3 separate regions of the Homo sapiens genome follow, and all the other regions are linked to region 1. The links are chromatin contacts, found by Hi-C or POLR2A ChIA-PET in ENCODE. All regions are on one chromosome and are shown on one strand. Each heading gives the region's core, a stretch centred on a gene start or an enhancer-like site at or near the end of the contact. The rest is flanking DNA. Distances are from core to core; before and after follow the strand shown.

The links. A loop is a pair of places that touch in the nucleus more often than their neighbours do. ChIA-PET counts read pairs that join two places held with the same protein, here RNA polymerase II (POLR2A). Pooled maps may share reads with other maps.
Region 2: a map of ascending aorta shows a loop between it and region 1 (9-fold over the local background). The contact joins two enhancer-like sites. A Hi-C loop is called at or near these places in 10 of 168 maps with a recorded cell type or tissue (IMR-90, Right ventricle myocardium inferior, aorta and 5 more), 1 of 37 single-sample maps with no recorded cell type and 7 of 50 pooled maps. POLR2A ChIA-PET finds 5 or more read pairs at or near these places in 4 of 52 experiments (H1, IMR-90, OCI-LY7 and 1 more).
Region 3: a map of endothelial cell of umbilical vein shows a loop between it and region 1 (5-fold over the local background). The contact joins two enhancer-like sites. A Hi-C loop is called at or near these places in 3 of 168 maps with a recorded cell type or tissue (aorta, endothelial cell of hepatic sinusoid and endothelial cell of umbilical vein), 1 of 37 single-sample maps with no recorded cell type and 2 of 50 pooled maps. POLR2A ChIA-PET finds 5 or more read pairs at or near these places in 2 of 52 experiments (IMR-90 and WTC11).

The regions. Positions count from the first base shown.
Region 1 is chr15:48,357,180-48,361,663 of GRCh38, reverse strand. No RefSeq gene overlaps it. Among named protein-coding and RNA genes, the nearest start is that of DUT-AS1, 28 kb to the right of the region's middle. Within about 2 kb of position 2,668, at least 3 of the 41 ENCODE cell types and tissues checked have a DNase peak (open chromatin) inside an H3K27ac peak, as active enhancers do; they include endothelial cell of umbilical vein, where a contact is called at or near this core.
Region 2 is chr15:48,411,685-48,414,763 of GRCh38, reverse strand. It overlaps FBN1 (fibrillin 1), which reads left to right. Exons shown (of 66, transcript NM_000138.5): 65 at 2,021-2,195. Among named protein-coding and RNA genes, the nearest start is that of DUT-AS1, 81 kb to the right of the region's middle. Within about 2 kb of position 1,250, at least 4 of the 41 ENCODE cell types and tissues checked have a DNase peak (open chromatin) inside an H3K27ac peak, as active enhancers do.
Region 3 is chr15:48,390,043-48,394,526 of GRCh38, reverse strand. No RefSeq gene overlaps it. Among named protein-coding and RNA genes, the nearest start is that of DUT-AS1, 60 kb to the right of the region's middle. Within about 2 kb of position 2,051, at least 15 of the 41 ENCODE cell types and tissues checked have a DNase peak (open chromatin) inside an H3K27ac peak, as active enhancers do; they include endothelial cell of umbilical vein, where a contact is called at or near this core.

The sequences.
Region 1 (4,484 bases), core at 1,419-3,918:
AGTGTTTAGACTCAGAGTGGAGAGGGGTAGAGAGAGGACTGATATTTTTATTGTTGTATTGACTTCTACATTACATACATAAAGTATTTCAGCACTATGCTGAAGCAATTTTTAAAATTTCAGAAGACCAGGTGCGGTGGCTCACGCCTGTAATCCCAGCACTTTGGGAGGCCAAGGCAGGCAGATCACAAGGTCAGGAGATCGAGACCATCCTGGCTAATACAGTGAAACTCCGTCTCTACTAAAAGTACAAAAAAATTTGCCAGGCATGGTGGCAGGCGCCTGTAGTCCCAGCTACTCAGGAGGCTGAGGCAGGAGAATCGCTTGAACCCGGGAGGCTGAGCTTGCAGTGAGCAGAGATCACACCACTGCACTCTAGCCTGGGCAAAAGAGTGAGACTGTCTCAAAAAAAAAAAAAATTTTTCAGAAAACTCTAAGAAATAAAAAATAAAGTGACTCATTTGAAAACACATTTTGATTCCAATTGGTTTTTTGCTGTTGTTGTTTTTGTTTTGCTTTTTTTTTTCTTTTTTTTTTTTTTAAGATGGAATCTCTCCCTGTCCCATAGGCTGGAGTACAGTGGTGTGATCTCAGCCCACTGCAACCTCCCGCCTCCTGGGCTCAAATGATTCTCCTGAGTCAGCCTCCCAAGTAGGTGGGACTACAGGCACATGCTCCAGTTGATTTTTTTAAAAACACATACATAGCACATAGTAAGTTGCATAGAGAGGAATTTGTGGCAGGTTATAAAATCACACTGTAATCCTCTTAGAGATCCAAAAAGCTGGGACATTAAACTCGGTCAGCCACCAGTGCTTACTTCAAAGGAAACAGAGTCATGAGATACAAGTGTAAGTTCTATCAGCTTTCAGCTCCATCACAGCTAATGGCATGATAATATTGTACCAGTTTAGAACTTTTAGGTGTAATCACTTTTTGTTATTATTTCAAATCACAACTGCACAACTTAAATGTGCTTTTAAAAAATTAGGTTCTATTAAAGAAAAAATGATTCCTTTATTTAAACAAGGCAATCTGTACCTACAAGGGGCTACACCTACAACTTCTAGAGGCCTATGAAAACCACCAGTGGAAACCACATGTGGAAAAAAATAGGTGCTGGGCTAGTTAAAATGCTAATACAATTTCAAGTATTACTGTATTTTTTTTCTAAAAAGGAAGACAACACAATAGTGTTTTGAAAACTATAGTATAGGAAAGTATATGTGTTATATGTGTGTGGTATAAATGAAATAAATCTTGATAATACAATTTAAGTCTCCTTGGATTTGGCTCTGAAAAAGAAATACTTAATGACAATGAATAATTAAAGGAAGTTTGAATGACAGGTCTAAGAAAAAATATTTTTTTTTGAGACAGGATCTCATTCTGTCACCCAAGTTGGAGTGCAATGGTGTGATCTCGGTGCACTGCAGCCTCGAACTCCTAGGCTCAATTGATCCTCCCACCTCAACCTCCTGAATGGCTGGGACTATAGGCTACAGGCATGCACCATCATGCCCAGCTAATTTTTGGTAGAGATGGGTTTTCACCATGTTGCTCAGGCTGAAAATCTTAAATTAAGCTTATAGTTCTGTGTTTCAGACATTTTGAGAAAAAATATTCCATACTAGAATGATGAATGTATCTTTTTAGTCCTCAGCTTTTTCTTTGTTACTGCCTATACATCACAGGCTCTTTATTAGAACTATATTTCTAGCCAATGATAAAAAACAAAAAACTACTAGTTGGTGGTACTTTTATCAAATTCCATTTGCTGCAGATATTTAGATTTTTGTTAGCCAAGACTTTCAGAACTACTGCTATGTGATTATAAGAATTTATTCATGACACCTTCAAATCAACACAATCTATTTTCTTCAGATTCTAATTAGTTATCAATATTTCAAAATTAATATTTAGCAGTTGTCAATCTTTAAATGCAAGAGATGTTTACCATGATTTTATTCTCATAATGTCCACATTATTGAAAAATAAACCAAAAGATAAGAGAAAAATGCTAGCAAATGGCTAGCTACCTTAAAAAAAGGAGGTGCATTTGATTGAGACTTTTGATTTTGATGGTTCTTATCTTATAGAATCCATTTCAGAACTAAATAGACCTAGGTATATAAGGATGAGGCAACAAAGATATTTCTTCCATTCTGTGACTTGGAATAGCCATACTCCACTCACATACAATGTGTTTTGGTTTGAAAATATGTTTTCAAAAATATGAATTACTAGACAGAACATGATAAAAGCTCTGTGTCTTCATATAGCTAGGCCAGTTTGAGAAATTATGTAAGTTTAGTAGCAGCAAAATGTTCACCAAGTATTCATTGGTTTAATATTTTTAGTAGCTTATTAAAAAAAGCTATTTCTATTTGTTTATTTGTGATGTTTGGGAAATAAACATGCTGATAATTCTTTCGTAAGATACTTTTTAAGATTGAGACCCCATGAGGTACCGAAAAAAGCATTCACTTCTCTCACACTTGAGGTCACAAATTTTTGCAAGTCAAAAATGTTGGCCATGCCAAAAACATCATGCTGCACACTACCAAATAAAAGAACACTGTTATTCTTACAAGGAAAGGTTTGACAAGACAGGAAATAGGCAGGGTCAGAGAGGTTTACTTAATACGGAGACTCATTTAACCATCATGAAGCCAAAATACAATGACAGTTAAAAAAAATAAACAAATAGCTGTTACACAAAACAAAACCCCAGGATACATGGTCTCTACTGGAACTGATTATTAGAGTTTTAGCAAATACAGGAAGTGGATAACCCCAGAGAACCCTCACAACATTTCTAGACGTCTTCTCCATTTACTTTTGTCACATGCGCTTTACTGAGATAATGAAGATTAAAACAGTTTTGATTTGTGGGTAGAAATTTGAACAAAGAAGGATTGATCTTAAAATGCTGCAAGTAACCTCATTAAAGGGCAATCATTTTAAAAGTCACATTCTCCTAAAAATGGGGAAGGAGGAGGAAGAAAAAAATGAAAGATAGGAAAAATCTAGCTGTTCATTACAATTTTCCATTTTTGTTTAAACACAGCAGGAGGGCAAAGCTGCTGGCTTCTCTGGTCCTTACAAATGCCAGGAGAGATTATACAAACCCTGCAACCACCCAAATCTTATTTAAAGTTAAAATCATTGTTCTCATCTAATGACTTTTGCCTGCTTTCACTCAAATATTGCAGCATTTTGTTTTCTGCCAGCTTGGACCCATTGAGAATTGTAGACTTATAATTGCAGATAAACTATGAAAAAACAAAAACAAAACAAAAAAACTACCTTTTACAAAAAAGCAAACATCAAGTGACATCTAGTGGTTGCTAGATACTATTTCCTAAGGCCTCTAGATAGCAGTATTTTCAACAACATATTGTCTTAATGTTGGTTATAATTTTTGTTTCCCACATACAGCCTCGGTCTTTTTTTAAGACAGAAACGCATCTGATAAAGATAGTAAAGTTGCCATTTTCTTTTCTCAAAGAAAAATTCTTTTTCTATTAGAATATAAATAAGGAAATAGCTATAACTCATGCTATCTGCATGCAAAAAAAGTTCGCAGTCTATCCCATATTAAACTTATTTGGGCAATTATCAACTGTCTAGATGCATCTTAAGAGAAGATGACATTTCAAATCCCAAATTCCTCTGTTTATCTATCATCTTTTGTTTTGTTTTGCTTTTTGAGACGGAGTTTTGCTCTTGTTGCCCAGGCTGGAGTGCAATAGCGCAATCTCAGCTTATTGCAACCTCCGCCTCCCTGGTTCAAGTGATTCTCCTGCCTCAGCTTCCCAAGTAGCTGGAATTACAGGCGCCCGCCACCATGCCTGGCTAATTTTTTTGTATTTTTAGCAGAGATGTGGTTTCACCATGTTAGCCAGGCTGGTCTTGAACTCTTGATCTCAGGTGATCCACCTGCCTCGGCCTCCCAAAGTGCTGGGATTATAGGCGTGAGCCACTGCGCCTGGCCTATCTATAATCTTAAAGGCATTATTAACTTGATAAAATTAAATTTAGTTCAATTGTTGTCCATATTTTTCTTTCCCCCACCTTGAGAACGCTACAGGGTAATTTTGCAAGAATCTAGGTCCACTTTTTACAATTTTTGCTAGTTACACCACAAGTTGTTAAAGAATAGTAACTTAAACAAGGCTACGTAGACATCAGCTGCAAACCTAATTGGGATTGGAATTGCTTAACAACGCTCCTTCAGTGATTTCATGTTTCTGAAAGGCGCCGTAGAAAATAAATGCCTTGCATTGATGTCTTGAAACTGCATTTGTGAAAGAGACAGAAAAGGAAATTATTGACTGAGAAATTGAAAGATGGTGTTTAAATTTAGTATTTTCTTTCCTTGCAAGGAAAGGAAACTTGGAAAATGCAACTGTAACCCAAAGGCCAGCTGTCTGGCTGTCCCCAAGTCTTCCAGTCTTCCAGAGTCACTCTTCATTTTAATA
Region 2 (3,079 bases), core at 1-2,500, 55 kb before region 1:
CCACCACGCCCGGCTAATTTTTTGTATTTTTAATAGAAACGGGGTTTCACCGTGTTAGCCAGGATGGTCTCGATCTCCGGACCTCGTGATCTGCCCGTCTTGACCTCCCAAAGTGCTGAGATTACAGGCGAGAGCCACTGTACCCGGCCGGGAAGGCCTATTTTTATTTTACCCAGTGATTTAAAAGTTTAGTGTTAAGTTTTCAAAGTTTGGATCTTTTTTCCTGCTGAATTAATCTGGACTCGGGTGTCCACCTAGTTTTAGCTATCCTGAGAGGAAGTGCACATTTTAACTTTTTAATTAGGAACACATAGACATTAAATATATATATACATTATGTACTCCTCCACATGCGTGTACACACACACCCCCACACACATCCACACTTATACCAAATTATTAATGTAGCAGTCTTTGATTTCTTGACATACAAACATCAAGTGATTCATTTTGGATCTGGGTAGGTAGAAGAATGTTTCGTGGGAAGCACACAGAATGCCAGCAATCAGACACAAATTCCCAGATGTTTGTGTCTGGCTCTCAGTAGACTCATTCTTTATAGTTTAATGCCAGAACCATTTCTTCCCAGCAAAAATTGTGACACTCTAAACTGGCTTTTGGCCAGTGGGATTTTGTAGTCACACTTCTTATAAGTGGTGCTCCCGGGATATGAAAATACTGGAAAGGAGTTCTGAGAAAGGAACCAAAGCCTGCAAATTTGCAGTTTACCTCCTAATAATTTAATCATTGTGTGAATGTATACGCATGCGCACACACCCACAGGATGAGCATTTATCACTTCATCCATTGTATTGTTTCTACATATTTCATGTTGCAAGATAAAGAGGAAAGGAAATGTATTGGACTCTGGCAAGATTGGGGGAAACAGTAGGAACCTATAAACTGCTTTGAAATACAACAGATATTCTGTTCATTGGCAACATATTTTGAATCCTAAGGGTATATAGGAAAATTAGTTCTAAAGAGCAGATCAGCTATTACAGAAAAACAGATAAATAATTTTTGGTCTATATTATGACCCATTGTTAGAAATCTACCCATTTAAAACAGTTTTGGCCTCTCCGAATCACTAGAATGGACTCTGCCCCCAAATAAAGATTCTTTTAAGGACCATTCAAATGTTTCAACACATTTGGAAAGAGGAGCTTGATAAATACACATTCCAAGTGGCCTCTGAAATAGTAAGCAGAATAACAAAACAAGGTACTTGTGAAACATTCGAGCCTCCCTCCGTAACTTGGCTTTGATAACTGAAAGGCAAAGAAAAACAGCTGAACGAGTTCTCTCTTGGGCATGGGTTTGTTTATCCATCTTCACATGAGTCGGAGCCAGTGGCCCTAGTGGTTTTGAATGACTTGAAACAGTTTCCCACAGTTGGGCAAACTCTGATACATGCATTTTATATACGGCATATCTTCATAGTTTATTATTAAATTAACCTTCATTATCAACCGGAGCTTTCTTCTTATCCTCAGTAGCATAAGCAAAAGTGAAACGTCAAGGAATAGGAGCAATTGCTCCAAAGCTTGAGTGAGGAAAAGTAATGATGGAAGTGGGAGAATGCAAGAAACTCAACAGTGATGTCTCACACCTTGCTCACTCCCATGGAGCCTGTTTCATAAAAAGAAGCCATTTTTATTTAGCCTCCCAAGTTACATGGCCTCCCTCATCTACTATTCTCTTGTTTCCACTCTGTGTCTCCTCCCCAGTATAAGTACTGCAAAATGCTTTCCATGTTAGGTTTGGGAATGAAGAGATAAATAAATATCCAAGACAGGGTCTTGATAGGCAGTAGAAGGAAATCAATACATTCAGGGAACTGGGAATTAGAGGCCAAACAGAGGACCTCAATGTAGTTCTCAGAACTAGCTGATCCTCCAGTGGACAAGCAAGGGCTGTATCTCACAACTGCAAGGAACAGGCTTCACCAGAACTCTTGTACCACCTACCTTGTCTTCCCATTCTAATGAAAAACATCTATGCTCCCCTTCTGCTGCAGGCACTGTGTTTCTGGAATGGGCATGGGCCGAGGAAACCCAGAGCCACCTGTCAGTGGTGAAATGGATGACAATTCACTCTCCCCAGAGGCTTGTTACGAGTGTAAGATCAATGGCTACCCCAAACGGGGCAGGAAACGGAGAAGCACAAACGAAACTGATGCCTCCAATATCGAGGTGGGTCAGAAGTTAGTTTCTCCTGATGTCTCCTGTGGTGGAAAGCCCTTCCAGATTCCTGTGGTTTCCTCCAAGGATGCTCCAAAGTGTGAAAAAGCTCCCCAGGGAGAAACTCCAGACATTCCCTGAGCTCTAGGCTGTATTTTACAAGAGGCTGTGGGGCTTTCTGGAGTTTCTTGCTGCTTTTCGGGAGTGGCCATTTGAAGGTTTTCACATACTTGCTCATTTCCTCTGTCTCGCCAAAAAAAAGTCAAATACCCACCCAAAGTCTGCTGAAAGGATAAGGTCTGAGATCCAGGACAGCAAGTGGGCAGAATAGCGAAGTGACATAGTGCTCCCTACATAGGAATGCCAAGTTCTGAAAGCTAGAGGCTCCTCTACTGAAAAGAGCCATGTGGAGTGTGAGGGAACTTGGATTGTAGACAAAAATAACGTGGAGCTGAAGCAGCCTGGTTTCCTTTGCCTACGGCTGCTGCAGCCTTTCAGTCAACTCAGAAGTGCACAGATATTCACCCAGACCTCTGGCTCTGGGCCCATAGAATCCAGCACATGTGGTCCCAGAGAGGCAAGTAAGAAGCCAGGTGAAAAGCATTGAATATTAGCAGATCATCACAGTCAGGAAGTAGGCTCATAGGTGTGTCCTTAGGAGAAGATGGTTTTACGTCAATGAATCAAATTGAAATAGTCTGGTTCTTCGTATTGGTGCTGCAACCCATCTGCTGTCATTTAAGAAATGAGATAAGTCTTTGGAAAGAACATAATCTATTAAAACAGTGGTTCTCAAACTTTAGCATGCATCTGAATCACCTACTAGGTCTTGTTAAAATTGATTGTTGGGAGACATCCCAGGGTTTCTGATTCAGTAGTTCTGGGGTGATGCCGAG
Region 3 (4,484 bases), core at 802-3,301, 33 kb before region 1:
AGAACCAGATGGAGACAGCCAAGCTGAAAGGCCTTATCTGAACTCCACTAGAGGAGATGAACATCGAGTCGTTTGTGAGTAGCCAGAACAAGTCATGCCACATGCGGGGTGTGGTAGTTTCGTACACATGTTGGCCTTGGACTGTGGCCTGGCCTGGCACTCTTACTAGGCCAAGGGCCTGGGTTAAGGAGACCCAGGAGGGTAAATGTGAGAGAATCTACAGGCACGTGTGCCAGTTTTGTGCCTCCCTCCACTCCTAGGCTGTTTTTTTTGGCCTCAAACTCAGCGCTCGCCTTTTTGGCCATAATCGCCTCTATACTAGGTCTGATGCTTTTTGGACAAAAACTCATGGGAAGAAGGGCTTTTTCTGGTCTCACTTGACAGTCATTTGGATACATGAACTTGCCTTTTCCGGTACCACCCCGATCACCCCTTTGTCTCCTAATAAAGGCCCATCATGGTGAAACACTATCTGGTCCAAACAAGAAGCTGGCATGGAAAATACTTAAACAGAAGTGAGATTTGAGTCCCAGTTAAGAGCCAAGCAATGAATGGAGAAATCAGAGAGCTGAGGTTATGGGCACAGAGAACAGAAAGAGCAGGTGGCTCTGAGAGAGAGACCCATAATGTGGGGTGAGAGGTGGAGGAATGTTAACAGGAAGTAAGCTGCGAACCACCAAGCCAAAGCAAACACAGGCTCCAAAACGGCCCATATGGCCTATCCATAAGGAAGGCGGCCAAGACAGAGCACAGCAGGAGGAGGGGAGGGGAGAACGCCCGGCTCCTTGCTCAACTGTCAACAACTGGGGGAGATGGTGCCAGTGATCCATTCTGGGCTCTACTTGAATAACTCAGATGGGGTGTCTTTGCCCCTTAGATCAGAGTAAGATGGGCTTGAATTCTATCATCACCCCCTACCCCAACCCCACCAGCCTGTGGAAATGTAAAACTCTCCCCCTGGTTTCTATGAATTCCTGAGGGCGTTTGTAATTGCCATCTCCTCTGGTAAGCTTCTACTTTCCAGTGTGTGGTGTCTGTCGTGCACCATAACCTAGGCATGAAACACAGCACCCCACCAGCGCCGCTTCTGTTTCCATGCACCTCTGCCCTCTCCACTTCCAAATTAGACCCTAAAGGATTTGGGTTTGAGAAGTGTTGGAAGAGAGGATTGGTCATCATGATATAAAGCAGTTTATATGACAATGCTTTTTCTCATATATCTGCTTGCCTTTGGGCTTTTTCGAGGAGTAAACACTTTACTACTACATGAACCTAAATATATATATATATATATATATATCTTTTTCATGACAGAAGGCTTTTATGACATGATGGGTTTTTATATAAGTATCAGATAATAACCACAATTATAGCTAACATTTATTAAGAATGTACCAGGTACCAGACACAATTAAGAAGTTTATATGAGTAATTCATTTTATTCTTACATTATCACCATTTTACAGACTAGAAAGAAGCCCTACTAGAAATTGAGTGGTACCCTCTTCAAGGGTTCACAGCTAATAAATAGCAGGACAGGGATTTGAGCCCAGGCACTCTGACGCCAAACCTGCATTCACCACTAATGCCTGTCTAGATCCACAGGAGACCCGAACATCCCCGGAGAGGGCGAAGAGCAGCTACAGGAGTACCAGGACCGTTTGTGTGGGAAGCAGAAGTTGACGGAAGAGAGAAAGGAGATGAGAAGGCCTGATTGATTATTAGGTCAACAGAATCTGGGCACTGAGAGGGAATGATCTATTTCGTGAACAGACTGCTTTGCTCTTGGAGTCATAGTCTCTGGAAGTGGATCAGAGAAAAACCCAGAAAATAAATGCAGCTTTAGTGAACAGAGAAGTAACCTTAGCCTGAACCCAGAGAAACAGGGTATGGGAATTAAGATGAGAACTCGGGCTTCCTGGAAGGCTGGGCAGGAGGCTCTGTCTCTGTTCTATGCTGCAGAGACAAGAAGGTTCTTGGCTCCTTGCCACTGGCAATGAGAATAATGGGACAGAAAGTGGGGAAAGCCTGTTAAGCCTGAAACAACAAGAGGAGGAAAGAATGTTACCAGAGTCTTGTAAGAGCTAGAACCTAAGAGAAAACGCGGTGCGGCCACTGCCAGAACTGTGGGAAGGCCAAGAGGAAATCAGAGAATGCTCCAAACTCTTTTTCCCACCCCCTAAACTCACACTGTTACCTCCCATTGCCCAAACCTAACTAAAAGCTGAAGGCAAGGTACTCTAGTAATATGGTACATAAAGAAACACAGAGCAAGGCACAGAAAGGCAAAGAATGGATTAGGGCGGAAGGGTAGAAACCGAAAATAACCAGCACCTCCTATGACCCAGCAAGTCCACTTGAGCTTTGTACAGTAAAGAGGCTCAATGCACTGTGTACAATGTGCATGGACAAGAAGGTTGGCAGCAATACTATCTGTAAAAGGCCCAAGCTGGAGACTACTCAAATATCCACTCATAGTAGAATGGATAAATAAACTGTGTTACATTCATTCATACCTAGGGACACCAAAGCAATGAAATTAATTAACCACAGCTATACACAATGGCAAGGATGAATTCCACAAACAAGGTTGAGTTAAAACACAAGGAAAGTATAATTCTATATATATTAAGTTTGAAATTGAGCTAAACTAACTTACATTACTTATGAATACATATAGGTGATAAAACTGTATATATATATACATAATATATGTATATTAAAATGTTATGTGTGTGTGTGTGTGTATGTGTATGTGTATATATATATATATATATATATATATATATATATATATATATATATATATATAAAATGATTATCACAAAAATCAGGATAGTGTTTACCTTTAGGTGAGAAGACAGAATTATGATACAAGCTGTTCAAGGGGAAAGGGAGGAAAGGGCGGCCTGTGGATGGTGGCAGTGTTCTATGTCTTGATCTAGCTGTGGTTACACAGATGTTTGCTTTACATGTATTCATGAAAAATATGTTTTAGCTACATACTTGTAACATCCTTAATAATACAAATAAAAATGGAAAACATGTTGATATGGTTTTCAGATATTTGCTAGACATATGTATATATATAGTATATTTGAGATAATCGCTGCATTTGCAATTTTTCTCAATGCTAGAGCATAAGAATTTTCTGAAACCCATAACAACTCCTTTCTAAGTTAGTTTTAAGGCTAAATAATATTGCTGAATAATGTATATTATAAAGTAGTTAACTATTCCCTTATCAATGACTTCTAGGTTGTATCAATACTGTTTCATTTATGATACTTCTTGCCCTTTCTAATAAGTAGTTATTTTAAGGAATTCTAACCCATACTTTCATACTCCCGGCTTTCTTTGGGTGATAAGAGAAAAATGAAAAGAGTGTTAGTTAATAGTTCCAACTGACCCCCTAGTCTAAGCTATCTCTCCCTATGATTAGCCCTATCATCCTTTCTACTTGTCCTTCATGCCACTTATCATAATTGCAAAATGTGCAATTAGTTGGCAATTAGTTGTCCCTGCACTTACTTGGTCAATGTCTATCACCCCTATTGGGACCTCCAGGAAGGCAGAGAACACGTCTGCTTTGTTGATCTCTGTCCTCAGTGCCAACACAAAGCCTGCCTAGCACAAGGGTGCTCATTAAATATTTGTCAAAGGAATAAATTAATGCATGAATTAACAAATGAATTTGAATGTATCCAGTCTTTCTGCCCTGCCCAACTTTGAAAATGAGTTTATCTCCTCCAGGAAAAAGCCTCACAAAATAGAGACACCCCTGAATGTACAAGCAGAGGCCTAATTGAGAGGGACGAGGGTGTGGATGGAACCCCTTACTAGTTGTGATACAAAATAGAGGGTCTCCAAAATTCTTTCCATTCCCCAAATCTCAGGATGCAGTCACCTAGCCAGGGCCAGGACTCAAGACAGGAAGAGTAGGACCCTGTACCAGAACGGAGAGATAGTATTTGTTTAAAAGTAACTGAAGAGTTACTGGAAGCCATGTTCTTTCCTACTGAAACAAACAAACAAACAAAGGTTTGTTTGTTTTTTTAAGCTAGTTTATTTGGCCATATATGTAAATAAGCGTCAAAGGAGTGACCAAAAGAAAAAAAAAAAAAAAAAAAAACTTCTTAAGTGCAATAATTTTTTAAAGTCTTACTAAAATGTGGAAAGACTTAAATAAAAGACACATTTTTCAATAGTTTGTCTCAAAATATGAGGCCACTAATTTTCCATGTCTTATGCTTTTTTACACACTAAATTGAGAAGTCCTGAAAAAACCGTGTTTCTCCCATCTTTATCGGAATCAAGAACAAGTAACATTTCTTGTTAGGATATAAAACAGGGAAACATAGTTCACATATATTGCACAAAATTATTTAAAAAGAAAACTCTGGAAAGAGACAGAACTATGCACAATGGAAAATTGAAAATTCTCCAATTTCAAGATGAGTCAGCAAATAACTTTTATATGACAG